Linked DNA regions of Homo sapiens: all the other regions are linked to region 1. Evidence: chromatin contacts called from ENCODE Hi-C or POLR2A ChIA-PET data. All regions are on one chromosome and are shown on one strand. The core of a region is the stretch at or near the end of the contact, and the rest is flanking DNA. Distances in the headings are between cores, read along the strand shown.

What was found. Hi-C counts contacts between places; a loop is a spot of excess contacts on that map. ChIA-PET counts read pairs that join two places held with the same protein, here RNA polymerase II (POLR2A). Pooled maps may share reads with other maps.
Region 2: a pooled map shows a loop between it and region 1 (20-fold over the local background). The contact joins the promoter of MRPS33 here to the promoter of LUC7L2 in region 1. A Hi-C loop is called at or near these places in 1 of 37 single-sample maps with no recorded cell type and 7 of 50 pooled maps. POLR2A ChIA-PET finds 5 or more read pairs at or near these places in 1 of 52 experiments (CD4-positive, alpha-beta T cell).
Region 3: a pooled map shows a loop between it and region 1 (10-fold over the local background). The contact joins the promoter of NDUFB2 here to the promoter of LUC7L2 in region 1. A Hi-C loop is called at or near these places in 9 of 50 pooled maps.
Region 4: a loop to region 1 is called in a map of OCI-LY7, with 5 times the contacts of the local background. The contact joins the promoter of ADCK2 here to the promoter of LUC7L2 in region 1. A Hi-C loop is called at or near these places in 1 of 168 maps with a recorded cell type or tissue (OCI-LY7), 2 of 37 single-sample maps with no recorded cell type and 6 of 50 pooled maps.
Region 5: a loop to region 1 is called in a map of naive thymus-derived CD4-positive, alpha-beta T cell, with 5 times the contacts of the local background. The contact joins the promoter of SLC37A3 here to the promoter of LUC7L2 in region 1. A Hi-C loop is called at or near these places in 1 of 168 maps with a recorded cell type or tissue (naive thymus-derived CD4-positive, alpha-beta T cell) and 8 of 50 pooled maps. POLR2A ChIA-PET finds 5 or more read pairs at or near these places in 2 of 52 experiments (A673 and OCI-LY7).

Annotation. Positions count from the first base shown.
Region 1 is chr7:139,358,549-139,361,178 of GRCh38, reverse strand. It overlaps LUC7L2 (LUC7 like 2, pre-mRNA splicing factor), which reads right to left and starts at 1,285. Exons shown (of 10, transcript NM_016019.5): 1 at 857-1,285. The coding sequence starts at 917. The region is part of intron 2 of FMC1-LUC7L2 (FMC1-LUC7L2 readthrough); the gene reads right to left. RefSeq lists a silencer at 591-1,020 and enhancers at 1,251-1,300, 2,021-2,150.
Region 2 is chr7:141,013,613-141,016,242 of GRCh38, reverse strand. MRPS33 (mitochondrial ribosomal protein S33) reads left to right here and starts at 1,291. Exons shown (of 3, transcript NM_053035.3): 1 at 1,291-1,332. RefSeq lists enhancers at 763-962, 1,483-1,532, 995-1,640 and a silencer at 1,110-1,418.
Region 3 is chr7:140,695,373-140,698,002 of GRCh38, reverse strand. NDUFB2 (NADH:ubiquinone oxidoreductase subunit B2) reads right to left here and starts at 1,295. Exons shown (of 4, transcript NM_004546.3): 1 at 1,161-1,295. The coding sequence starts at 1,258. NDUFB2-AS1 (NDUFB2 antisense RNA 1) reads left to right here and starts at 926. Exons shown (of 2, transcript NR_024454.1): 1 at 926-1,088; 2 at 1,183-2,630. RefSeq lists an enhancer at 977-1,286.
Region 4 is chr7:140,671,602-140,674,231 of GRCh38, reverse strand. It overlaps ADCK2 (aarF domain containing kinase 2), which reads right to left and starts at 1,287. Exons shown (of 8, transcript NM_052853.4): 1 at 1-1,287. The coding sequence starts at 901. RefSeq lists a silencer at 893-1,352.
Region 5 is chr7:140,397,280-140,399,909 of GRCh38, reverse strand. It overlaps SLC37A3 (solute carrier family 37 member 3), which reads left to right and starts at 1,380. Exons shown (of 15, transcript NM_207113.3): 1 at 1,380-1,494. RefSeq lists silencers at 1,233-1,462, 1,573-1,842.

The DNA.
Region 1 (2,630 bases), core at 36-2,535:
AAAAAAGCAACAGCATTTCATCATTTTATTTAGAAATTCTCTTTATGACAAAGGATAATCCAGCAATTAAGGGCTCTCTATACAGATTCTAAACTAAACGCCTGAAAGGATCTTTGTTCTCCTCTATTCTACTTCACTGGGTACCAAATTTTCAAAATCGTTCTGTTAGGGACATGCAACATTTGTCAATATTTACTGAACAAAGCCTCTATTAAATTGTCTAACAAAATGGAGGTCTCTCGGAAAAACAGGCCATAACATGTTCCTTCTCACAAAATGGGGCCAAACACACCCACTTAAGAAACCATGGTTTGGGTCAGATTTTCCATAAAAATGGTTGTTTCTGTGGGGCTCGAGGGTGCATCTCTGAGACTGGGTTAGTAATAAAGGTTTCCTCCTGACCCAGGAAGAGGAGGGGGAAGCTTCTCTCTAGGTACTCTGGAGGACGGCGGCGAGGGATGATCCCAAAGCTCTGGGTTAAGGAATTATATCGGGGGTGGAGGCCTTAGCTTTCCGCAGGTACCTAACCAGCGACAAAACGGGCCCCCCAACTACGCAACAGAGACGCGGGCTCTCCCGTCTCAGCCAAGTCAACATTAAAAGCACAAACTCTCCTTTCTGCCTCCAGGCCCCGCCTCACCCCATTGGCAGCAGTTCCCGCCAATCCGCATGGTCACCGCCCCCCCTGCCCGCCTGCCGAGCCCTGATTGGATGGGACGGGGGACGGGGACCTCGTGTTACCAATCTGGGAGCCCCTTACTCAGCCACACGCGCGCGCCCAGGTGCGCCCTCGGAACCCCTTCCCTTCGCCGTCCCCGTCCCCTCCCCCACCCCCAGGGCCCTGGCAGAGACTTACCGTCCCGGGAGGTGCCCATCAACTGGTCCAGCATCGCGCGCATCTGGGCCTGCGCCGACATGGCGGCGGCGTAGCGGGCGGACGGGCGGGGGTGGGGCGCAGACCGGGCCCTTTTGGGCTGGGGGATAAGGGGAAGGGATGGGGGAAGGTGCGCTGCTGTCTCGGTGGCCGCCGCCGCCTCGAGGCGTGCGGAAAGGGAGCCGGAGGGGTTGCGGGAAGAGTCCGGACTGCGCTCCTCACGACGACGTGTACGTGGAAGACGACAGCCCCCGACAGCGACCCTCGTGCCCTCACTCTCCGTCCGGTTCTTGGGACAGAAGCGACACGGGCCAAGCAAGCTCTCGCCTTCAACACCGCCACCCGCCAGAAGCCGTCAACCCCCCCTCAAGCTCTGACGCCGCTCGCCGCCACCGTCGCCACGACGGGAGCGCGCACGCTCCTCGCGCTCAGTCGTTTCCCGCGGGGGCTCCACCAACTGGCGTCCAGCTGTATCACTCCGCCCGCCCCGCCCGAGTGGAGTTCCACCCTAACGGCTCTGGGCGCGTGCACGCGCGCTCCTCCCGCCCCTTTACCCCGGATCTCGCGATACTCTGGTTCCTTAACTGACTGTGCAAGCCGGATCCGCCCCGAGGCGCCAAACCTTACATTACATTCCCTCCCGGCTGTAGGGCTGGCGGCTAAGGCTGCGCTGCCCGCGGTGATGGCGATTCAGACCCAAATTAGCAAAATGCGCTAGAGGTTAGCCTGGGCGGAAAGTAAGTAGAGACCATGCCCATCGTCGACCGGACTGCGGTCAGCCTCCTTGGCGTCTGAGGTGGGCGTGCTCGGGGCGAACGCCCGCCCCGAGTGGCGTGGACGCGTCCTGGTTCTCGTGCGCCTTTCCCGGCCGGGAGCAGGCCTGTCTCGCCGCCGCCGGGGCCGCGTTCCTTCCGCTGCGTGGGGCTTTAAGGCTCCTCGGCTGGGAAGTGTCAACTTCAGGAGAAAGCGCCCGAAAGCAGTACCCTAGGAAACAGGCGCGCCGACCCATTCGGATTCATCTTTACCTACAAGGTCGCGGGCGGCTTAGTCTGAATGTGAAACCATAAAAACTCAGCGTATTCTCAGCTACTGGGGAGGCGATCTCGGGGAGCAGGGAGCCAGCGGCGCTGGCCGCAGGGAAGCCTGGATTCTGAAGCCCGGCCCGTGACTGGGGCCTTGGCTTCAGTTCTACCCCTCGTAGGGCTGGTGGAGGTGGTCACACGTCTGCTATGGCGTGGCTGTTAGAACAAACTGGAATAAAATACTTAGCCCTGAGCCTTTCCCTGGTGTTTCTAAAAACTGTTTTAGTAAAATATTAATTCCTTGCCGGGCGCGGTGGCTCACGCCTGTAAACCCCGCACTTTGGGAGGCCAAGGGAGGTGGATTGCCTGAGGTCAGGAGTTCAAGATCAGCCTGGCCAACATGGTGAAACCCTGTCTCTACTAAAAATATAAAAATTAGCCGGGCGTGATGGCGGGCGCCTCCCCAGCTACTCGGGAGGCTGAGGCAGGAGAATCGTTTGAACCCGGGAGACGGAGGTTGCAGTGAGTCGAGATGACGCCACTGCGCTGCAACCTGCGCGACAGAGCGAGACTTCTAAAAAAAAAAATTCCTTAAGTAAGACATAGGTCAGTGTGCAGGAAGAAAGGTTGCTTAAAAAGAAATCTAAAACTGTAAGAAAAATGAATGAGTTAATAAAACCAAATGTTTAAGAAGACAGGCACTTTCTAGATACTTTGAAAGGACATAATAGAGA
Region 2 (2,630 bases), core at 42-2,541, 1.7 Mb before region 1:
TTATAGTAATTCACAAAACATTGATAACACCAATAATTCATACGTGAAAAGGAAAAAACAGGAAGGATATACAAAACGAAGCCAACAAGGTTTATGCAAAAAATATATATATGTGTGTGTATATATATATATACACACACATATATATAGCTCTTGCCTCGAGCCAATTAAAATTTGGCTTTAAACCAGCAGCTTACACGTAAAGGAAGTCTTCTTGTTTATATGATTCAGTGGCCATTACATAAAAACAAGCCAACTCCACAGAAACAAGTACAAAAGACAAGACGAAATTTCTCCCAGGAGTTTCGCTCCTTAGGACTTCTTTTCTGGACTGTAGCCATGTATAGGATACTCATTACCCCTTTGTAAACTTAAATGTAGTCACTAGACCCAACTTTATAAGGCTGTTTACTATATCATATAAGGCTGATAACATGTCAAAACTTAACTTGATAAAAGCAAATCCTATAGCATAGATTGATTAGACGTCAAATTCTAACTTAAAAGTAAATTCTGTAGGAGGAAAGAGGGTGTAAATACAATACCCACTAGGTAGGCAACTCACTACCGATATTAATTCCAGGGTACATTTTGAAATATTTATAAAATGCCTTGAACGATACTCAGAAAACGAGTACAGTTTCCTCACCCAAACTATCAAACATTGAGTAAGTGCTGCATACAATGCCTATGGGATGTGGCTTGCTTGAAAACAGATTTAGTATGGGGTGAAATACTCACAATGCTTTCTACTATCTGCCCAGCGAGGTCTAAGATAACTACTGAGGAGACAAACGTTCCATCCCCTACTCCCTGAAGAAGCTCCTGGGTCAATGGGGGAAAGCGCTCCTAACCCAGTAGCAAGGAAGGCTTGCAGCTAGGGATCCTAATTAACTATTAGAAGATGAGCAGATAGATGGAAGGGGAGGGGGATGGCGCCGCAAGTCGGTCAGAAAGACCACACGGCACACGCATCGCCATTGCTTCAGAGCTTTTGGAGGCAGGTCTGTAGCCATTCCCACCAAAACATACTACCGAACCGTGCATGCCCTTCCAGGAGAGCCAGACCTTTCTAACTCTCCCCAGCCCACCACCTCCCCGGGTCCTCCGCACAGGCGGCGGCGCTAGCCTTACTGCGCAGGCGCCAGGTACACCTCGGAGGCCTCAGGAGGGGGAGCCAGTAACTCCGGGTCGTTCACTAGGGCTCCGCTCTAGCTGCCAAGCTTCCGTTTCTCTACTGCTCCCCGTAATAGTTGCCTGCGCGAGCTTGGAGCCGGGTAGAGGGCGGGCCTTCCGGGACGAGGGCGCGTGGGTGAGGAAGGTCAGGTCTAGGTAAGGCTGTCGGTGACTTTGGGGGTCTGCAGCAAGGGGCGATGGCTGCGAAGTCTACGGGGGTCTCCAACCTTGTAGAGTCGCCAGGAATAGGGCGAATCCACTTCATTAGTGACCAGCTCGGGCGGTTCACGTGCATCACACAAATAACTTGGCCTTTTTCTGCCTCAGTTGGGGGATTTCTTAAACGTAGAATACCCGCGTTTCCGCTGCCGTAATTTCCTCTCAGGCGCAATTACTCTCTTCCATATTGGTTAACAGTAGAAGGCTCAGTTTCTCTGCTCATCACACGGCCTTCGGCACTGTAGCTTTGGGTGGTGGGCTGCAGATTAATTTTGTAACCACCTTAAGAAAAATACGGTAAGGTGATATTTAAGAAAAATATTTGCGAAATGCGCTCCCGAGTCAAACATCGGTTGACTTGACAATACTACAGTTTCCATCACAGTCAGGCATGATCGAGTCAGGTGGAGGGAGTTGAAGATTGTTCTTGATGAACTGAATGCAGCTAATACATTTTCAGTGCCGTTGATGCCTCTATGACTCCGTAAAATAATCGGTACCGGGTTTTTTTGTTTTTAAGCATTCTGTTGAGATTGTTTTTATGTTTAGATTGTTTCTATGACAACGTGTGTACACTGTATGTGAATTCCTTGGATCCTGATGGTTATTAGGGTGGGCACTGTGCCGTGAATTTTGCATATTAGCTTCACATCGCAGATAGTATGACTGTCCTCGTGTAGTCGATGAGAGAACCTGGCAGAGAATAAGCACCATTACAAAAACGACGTGGCCATTAAAAGGCAGAGGCGAGATTCCAACCAGCTTTTTTATTCTGCAGCTGGTGCGTTCTGCTAACCAATGGTTTTTGGGAAACTGGAGAAAGCTCTCTCCCAGAACAATTTACACACACACATACATACACATATCGGCATACAGATGTACACTTCCACTGTTTTCAAAACGCTGAAGCACATCCCGGTTAAGAACTCTTGCACTTCATCTTTACCTTTCAAAGAGAAAAGGCAAACCTAATACAAAGCCACTTATTGAAATAATCTTTTAAATGCATCAGACCTATCAAAAAGATCAAAGAAGTTTGCCCTGTTATGCCAAAGTAAAAATATGGGAATTTTCTTCTCATGTGGGCTTAATTTGTTTTGCTCAGCACATTTGAGTAATTTGTTTTTGCTTAGCATTTTCAGCTCCAGTTAACTTTTTTCATGAGAGTACAGTTTTCTTTAGTTCACATTTAAAGAAAGGTAACACTTAAAGTGACTTGTACTCCCCGAGAATGG
Region 3 (2,630 bases), core at 46-2,545, 1.3 Mb before region 1:
AGTGAGACCAAGCGCAGTGGCTCGCCTGTATTCCCAACACTTTGGGAGGCCGAGGCTGGAGAATCACTTGAGCCCAGGAGTTAGAGGCTGCAGTGAGCTAGGATCGCGCCACTGCACTCCAGCCTGCCTGACAGAGTTAGACCCCATCTCCTAAAACACACAAACACGCTTTAGATAACAGTAACTCATTTAGTTCCTTGCAAATGGACGCCAAATGGGTGAGGAAACTGAGGCATTAAGAGAATAAGAAACTTTTCCAAGGTCCCACAGCTGGAGTGTGGCAGAGGTGGGATTTGAACCCAGCCACTGTGCGGCCAGAATCCCGCTTGGAATCACGACCCCACACTGCCTCTTGGTAAAGTGTAGCTGATGATCTAAGGGACCTGGAATCATCCATGACTCTTTTCCAGTCCTGCTCTTACGGAATCTCTGCACACCACTAACTCGGCTTCGGCAGCTGCTCCCTACCTCGCACCCGCTCCCTACCTCGCACCCCCAGCCCTCCGCCCTCCGGTCTGCGTCTCGGGCCACCTCGCGGGCGGCTCTGCCTGTCACTCTCCTAAACGCCACGGCTGCCCCAGCGTTGGCTTCCGGCTTTCTGCTCCTCTCACCCGACGGCGCTCTCTCTGGGCGACAGCCTCCACTCCCTGCAGCCAGAGTGATTTTTCAGCATTAAAAAGCGGCCACGTGACGTCTCCGATTAAAGGCTGCCGAACAGACTCTACCCTAAATTCCGCAGCCAGGCACCGGGACCCTGGACCGCGCCCTCCCTAGGCCTCACCGCCGCCGCCCCCCGCCTCGCTCCAGGAGCGTCCACACCCGCCGCGCACGCTGCTTCCTCCGCCTGGACCGCCCGCGCCGGCGCCGACTGGCTCAGCCCGCTCCGCATTCACGCGTGCGTCTCCCGAGGGCAGGCGGCCCCTACTACCATGACGGCCCTGCACACGGTGTCCCATCTGCCCAGCGAAGTCTCTCCCTCTCCCTCCGGCCAGCGGGGTCCCTCTCCTCGAGTCGCGGCTTCAGGAGACACGCGGACTACAGGTCCCAGCATGCCTCGGGACGCGGCCTCTTCAGGCGCCCCAGTCAAGGTGAGAGCGTCCCAGGGACCCGCGCTGTCCGCTACAGGCCGGCGAGGCCCCCATCCCCAGCCCCACACTCACTGACGGACTCCACCATCTCCAGCAGTCCGTGCGCAGCCGCTTCTGAAAAGGCGGCCTCCAACGCGAGCGAAAGACGCCAGCCGAGTCAGAGCGGACATACTCGCTCCCGTCCGCCCCGCGGTCCCCAGCCGCCTCGCCCCTGCCTACTTCGCTTCCCCGGCGCTCCGCCCGCGCCTCCCGTGACGTCACAGAGTCGCTCATCTCCAGGAGTGGGGGAGCCGGCAGCCGCTCCTGACCCAGATTAGCTGTGAGTCCTTCGGCTGCAGGAAACCTCTCTCCCGAGAGCAAAGCCCACGCATAACTTATGGTTGCTGAGCTGCCCCATGCCTTCTGAAACAGCTTGTTGGTTGCCCCTCTGATCCTGTAGGGCTCTCCCCGTGTTCTGCCCCTCCTAAAACTGAGTGGTGTATAATTCTTTTTTTTTTTTTTTTTTCTTTTTGAGACAAGGCCTTGCTCTGTCACCCAGGCTGGAGTGCAGTGACACCATCTCGGCTCACTGCAACCTCTGCCTCCCAGGCTCAAGCGATTCTCCTGCCTCAACTTCCCGAGTAGCTGGGATTACAGGCATTGTGCCAGGCTAAGTTCGTACGCAGCAATAGATAATGCCACAAATGGCTTGATTCGATCCACTGGCTTTAAGGCTGGGTTGGCATAGGCTCAGGGAAGAGACTGCCGTCTTTTTGTCCCTTTCCCGCCTCCACACTGTACCTGATGCGCACTGGCACGAGGGGCTGCGTGACCAGCTGGTGTTCTCCCTCCCAGCCATCTGGAGCCATCCCAACCCCTCTCTGCCTGCTTTGAATGTCCCCTCAAGACCTGGGAAGGAAAAAATAACATCACCTCCTTGAAAAAAACTGCACCAAAGGAATCTCTGTCCACCTAAACCATACTGCTCACTAAAAGACAGGAATGAGGAACTTTATCCTGGAGAAGGAAAGAATGGGAGAAACTAGTCCTGTAGTCAGGGCAGGACTCTCGGAGAGCGCAAGGGCTTGACTCCATTCGCTGCCTGGTGGTCTCTAAGACGAGCAACATAATCTATGAAGGTGCAGGGATAAACTGTGATTTTACCTAAAAAAAAAAAAAAAGAGAAATTAAGCTTTACAAATACCCCCCCTCCAGGCTGACCCCGGGCCCCTCCTAGTCAGCCAGACGGCCACATCAGCTCAGCTCTGAGAAGAAAGCCCGTGGTTGGGCCTGGCAGAGAGGGGCAGGTGGTGGTCACTGCAGGTCTGTCCCTGGGCGCTGCCATGGAGAAGAGGACACACTGGTTATATTAACTCTCTTCATATTCACCAAAATTAATGCCTGCAAGTGGACAGGCGCAGACACTGTGGCAGAGAAACTGTAGTTCCGGACTAGCGGGTGAACCCGGGGCCATGTTAAGGAAGTGGCCAAGCCGTTCTGCTCACGTCCCCGGTATGTCAGCCACTTTCATCAGTTTTGTTTTACCTTGTAATAAAAGTTACC
Region 4 (2,630 bases), core at 38-2,537, 1.3 Mb before region 1:
CAGGTTGGTGGCCAGGGACCTGAGCCCGAGACACCCCTGCATTTGATCCAACCAGGTCAGCTTTAGGGAGGAGCAGCCTTTCTAGAAACGACTGGTCTGCGAGATTTTCTGGAGGTTTCCGGCCATTTCCAAGGTATCCAAAGAGCTCTCTCAGCCCACCGACTGCCCCAGTATGTGAGAAGGGCGGCAGACAGGAGGCCCTGCCAAGTCTCTGGACGCTGTCAGTCTCCAGGAAGGCAGTGTTGGCGTATGCTTTGTACACCTGGGCCACGCAGCCTGAGCCCACAGGTTCCCGGTTCTCAAAAGAGAGGATGCTCCCCCAGTCATCCCCAAAAGCCTGCCGAAGGAAGCGCTCAGTGTGAGTCCACGGGTGGGGCGTCACTCGGACATGCAGCTTGGAAAATTGGGCACAGAAAGCCTCCGAAAACAGATCGCGCCGGGTGCTGGCCCACTGGCCCAGTTTGATGTAGGTTGGGCCTGAGGTCTCGGTGGCTTTCAGAAGCAGGTGGAGCCAGAGGGTGGAGACGCTGGGAGCCAGGTAGGTGAGGGGGTAGAGGAGTAGGAGGGGGAAGAATTTCACCAACAGAGCGCCGGCGCGAAGCCAGAGGCGGAGATGCAGGAAGACGCCGCCCAGAGGTCCCGCTCGGGGGAGGCTCTCCGCGGGCCCCGCGCCAGCCGCCCCGCTGCAGCGGACCCTTCGCCGACTCAGAACGTCAGGGGCCCCCTCACCCACGTCCCCGCACAGGGAGACGACCTTGGGCAAAGTGCCCAGCAGAAGCCAGCAGAGCCTGGCATCGCGAGGGCACTCGGAGGGCCTCAGGAGGCTGAGTCCCTGTCTGAGCTCGAAGCACCTCAGGTGCGACAGGCAAACCCTGACGGAGACGCGCCAGGGCGCCACCATCCTCCCGAGGCCCGCGGCCCAGGCGGCCCGCCCTCCACTTCAGAGGCGCCCGCTCAGGCGAGGCTGCGGTGAAGCCGAAGCCCGGCCCTGACCCCGCGGACGGAGCTGCCCATCTGGGCCGGATCCGCGCCCCGCTCCCTCCAGCACCTCGCCGGGCCTCAGGCCGGAGGCCCGCGCCCCGCCCGACACCCGCCGCGCCGCGCCGCGCCGCGCGGAAGGGGCTGTCAGACGGCACCAACTGCGGAACGGGAGGAGCCAGGACCCACGCGAAGCCAGGCCCCGGGCGCCCGCGACCTGAGCGAGGGGGCCGCGCGGGCGGAGGCAGGGGCCGGGCAGCCGCAGGGTCACCGTGCGCCCAGGGGCCAGTATGAGATCGCTGGGGTGGCGGGCACCAGCCCAGGGCGCGGGCGCAGGCGGGGGCCGGGAGGGCGGGGCGGAGCGTGGAGGGCGGGCGGAGCGTCGGGGGCGGAGCGTCGGGGGCGGGCGGGAGTGCAGGTGCAGGGAACCGAGGCACCGAGGGCTGTGGTGGAGCGGAGGGGCGCGGGAGATGGATGGGACGGGTTCGGCCACTAGGTTGAAACCGCCATTGCAAAATTATAACAGATAATGAAAGAGATCTGACCTAACCAACTCCATCTTGCTTCTAACCTCCAAGCTGTCCTTGTTCATTCCTGGGCGTTGGCTGAACTAACTTTGGGAGGAACTTAGTTTATACTTTATAGTTTAAAACAAAGATGATAACAGCCCTTTCTGAAAACAAACCTCCTTCTTGCCTGGGGAATAGACTGTCTTTGTAGGACTAACAAATTAACCAAAAGATTAGAAAGTATGATTTAGGAGTCAGGCAGCAAGGCTACAGTATTCTGACCCTCCCTAAACTGCTAATAAGATCAGTGCTCAAGATATTTTGCAGACCCTGCACTTGATGGATCAACTGACACCTACCAGATCGATAAACCAGGTCATCTGATCTTAGGCCCCCACTCCGGAACTAACTCAGCACAAGAGGACAGCTTCAGTTCCCTAAGATTTCACCTCCGACCCAACCAATCAGCACTCTCGACTCACTGGCCTTCCCCCACCCACCAAGTTGTCCTTAAAAACTCTGCCCAGTGTCCCGCGCAGCCTGATCTGTGTGAATTACTCCTTCTCTATTGCAATGCCCCTGTCTTGATAAATCGGCTCTGTCTAGGCAGCAGGCAAGGTGAACCCGCTGGGCTGTTACAGGGTGGCCGGTGGGGGCAGAGGGCTGGGTGCTGGGCGGTGAGGGTCGGAGGGAGCAGAGGGTCGGTGGCAGAGGCCCGGGCAGCCAGGGTCCCTTGACCCGCCCCTTAAAGAGGACGGCGACCCCAGGCCAAGACCACCCTGCCCTTGAGTCCTGGGTCCTGGGTAGCAAAACGCAAAGGCACCCTCTATGTCCCCCTCCCCATGTCTATCTTCCCACTGACTTCTTCGTATCTTTCATTATTCCAAAGAGCATGGCTGAAAAGTATGAAGGCAGGTTCTGAACACAGGTCCGCTTTTCAGCGGGGGTTGGGTAGGGGGGTGGTGTTGGATGGGGGTAACTGGGCTGCAGGAGTAGGAACTGGATGCTGTGTCCTCGGCTGCATTAATTCGGCAATTGTGTTGGACCTTGGGGAAAGGCTCCGGAAAGGCCATATTCATTCATTCAATAATACTCACTGAGCCCAATAAATATTTCTTGAGCCCAATCTCATATTTGTCGAGG
Region 5 (2,630 bases), core at 131-2,630, 1.0 Mb before region 1:
CCTGCTATAAAGATATGCGAACTTTGGCCGGCTGCGGTGGCTCACACCTGTAATGCTAGAACTTTGGGAGGCCAAGGAGGGCAGATCACGAGGTCAGGAGATCGAGACCATCCTGGCTAACACGGTGAAACCCCGTCTCTACTAAAAATACAAAAAAATTAGCCAGGCGTGGTGGCGGGCGCCTGTAGTCCCAGCTATTCGGGAGGCTGAGGCAGGAGAATCCCTTGAACCCGGGAGGCGGAGCTTGCAGTGAGCTGAGATCACGCCACTGCACTCCAGCCTGGGTAACAGAGCAAGACTCCGTCTCAAAAACAAAAAACAAACAAACAAAAAGATATGCGAAGTTTAAAAAACGAACAACAACAACAAAAAGTTATGCGAAGTTTGTTTTGCTTCTGGATAAAGCCAACATGAGTGGTCTCCCCAATTACTACTATTAAGTAAGGAGGAACTATGTTTGACAAAAGGTGTTGTCAAGTTCTGTTATTTGAAGACTAGTGATTGTTTATCTTGAGAACAGGTATGTAATGGTTGTTGTGGAGATTTTCTGGATTAAGAGAAGTTTTTTTTCTTTAAAATTCGAACAAGTGTCTGTATTTTTTCCCTTTATTTAAGAAACGGTGGCGGCGGTGGTGGTGGTGGATGGGGGGCGGCTCTCACTACCTTGCCCAGGCTGGTCTCAAACTCTTGTTCTCAAATGATGCTCCTACTTCGGCCTCCCAAAGTGTTAGGATTACAGGTGTGAGACACTTGTGTTGGATTTTTTTTTTTTGGAGGCAGGGTCTCGTTCTGTTGCCCAGGCTGGTGCAGTGGAGCAATCACAGCTGCCAGCCTCAAACTTTTGGGCTCAAGCGATCCTCGCACCTCGGTCGCCCCAGTAGCAGGGACCACAGGCACATGCCACTACTCCTGGCTAATTTTAACATTTTTTGTAGAGATGGGGTCTGGCTATGTTGCTAAGGCTGGTCTTGAACTACTGGGTTCAAGTGATCCTCCCTTCTCGACCTCCTAAAGTGTTGGATTACAGGCGTGAGCCCACTGTGCCCGGCCTGCATTTAATTAGACACCTAAAATTTAGGCCGGTCAGTAGCACACTTAGCAGCACGTTACTTTTTATAAAAACAAAGACCGAATACCGCTTTTTTGAAAAAAAAAAAAAAAAAAAAAAAAAAAGGATGCACCAGTTCTCCCCATATCATTTCTTCTCTCTACCTCTCGTCTTTTGCAGCTAACATTACTGGCCAGGTCCGCAGCAGCAGAGTTCTGTGGGCTCCCAGCCTCCGCCCTCCTCGCCCTCCTCCGCGCCGGCAGGTGAGGCCGCGTGGCGGGACTACAACTCCCAGCGTGCCCCGCGACGGGAGGGTCACGTGGGCGTCCGGAAACCCTGGTCGCACCGCCAGGGGTGAGCTGGCGGCGGGGGAGGCGGGCAGCGGAGCCAAGCTGACCCGGCGAGCGGAGCCGGGGCTGGAGAGCGGCGACCACTGCGGATCTCGGGTGCGCAAGCGGTGATGCGTGGGGCCGAAGACCTGCTGGGGCGGGGGCGGGTCCAATCCGAGGGGCTTCCCGGGTCGGGAGGGCGGTGGGGAGATGTAGGTGGCGGCCCCCCTTGGGTGGGGCGCCCAGGCAGGGTCGGCCGCTCGCCCCCTCCTTCTCCTCCCTGGGCCCGGGCCTGGGGTCCCGGCCGTCACGGGGAGGCTGCGATGGGGTGGATGGGGAGGAGAAGGACCCCCGGGGGACCCTGCGGCCCGGCCCCGATCCATGCGGCAGAGGCTTTTGTGCTCCTCGCCCGCCTGTCCTCCGGCCGTGGGTCTGGGAGATTCTGACTTGATCAGAAAAGGGCTTGTCGTTCGGACCAGGGGAGAGGGGATGCTTTTCAGGTAGGTGGGGAAGGAAGCTCTTTGGAAAGGATGTATAGAGGTCAGAGAAGAAGCGTGGTCTCAGTGAGTGACTGGTTTTGTTTTCTGGTAACTAGCATGAACTCAGTCAAGGAATTTGGTCAAATTATTCGTCATTCCCTCCTTATTCTTCGCAGGGTGTGTTCTGTTTATTCTCAGTTTTGACAGGAGATAATGGGAATGTGTCCCCGGAGTTTTTAGTGTTTTTTTGAAATGTAAGATGGTAGGCTATCTCGTGGTAACTCTTACTGAAAAGTTTATAGTTTATAGGGAGGAGTGGTTCCTGGGGTGAGCAAAATCATTCAGTTGTTATCTTTTTGTCCACCGGTTTATTTCTACCTTTACACAAATTTATACATACATAAATATATATAACAGTTGTTGAAGGGAATGTCTTCAGTGCTTTGGTGCTTAAATGATTTCTTTTCAGTTTGTTTGATGTTTCTTGGATACTAGGCTCTATACTAAGAACTCCATATAAATTATCTCATTTAATTAATACATGAGGAAATTGAGCTTCGGGTTGGGCGCGGTGTCTCATGCCTGTAATCCCAGCACTTTGGGAGGCCGAGGCCTGTGGATTCCTTGAGGTCAGGAGTTCAAGACCAGCCTGGCCAACATGGTGAAACCCCGTCTCTACTAAAAATACAAAGATTAGCTGGGCGTCGTGGCGCATGCCTGTAATCCCAGCTACTCGGGAGGCTGAGGCAGGAGAATCGCTTGAACCTGGGAGGC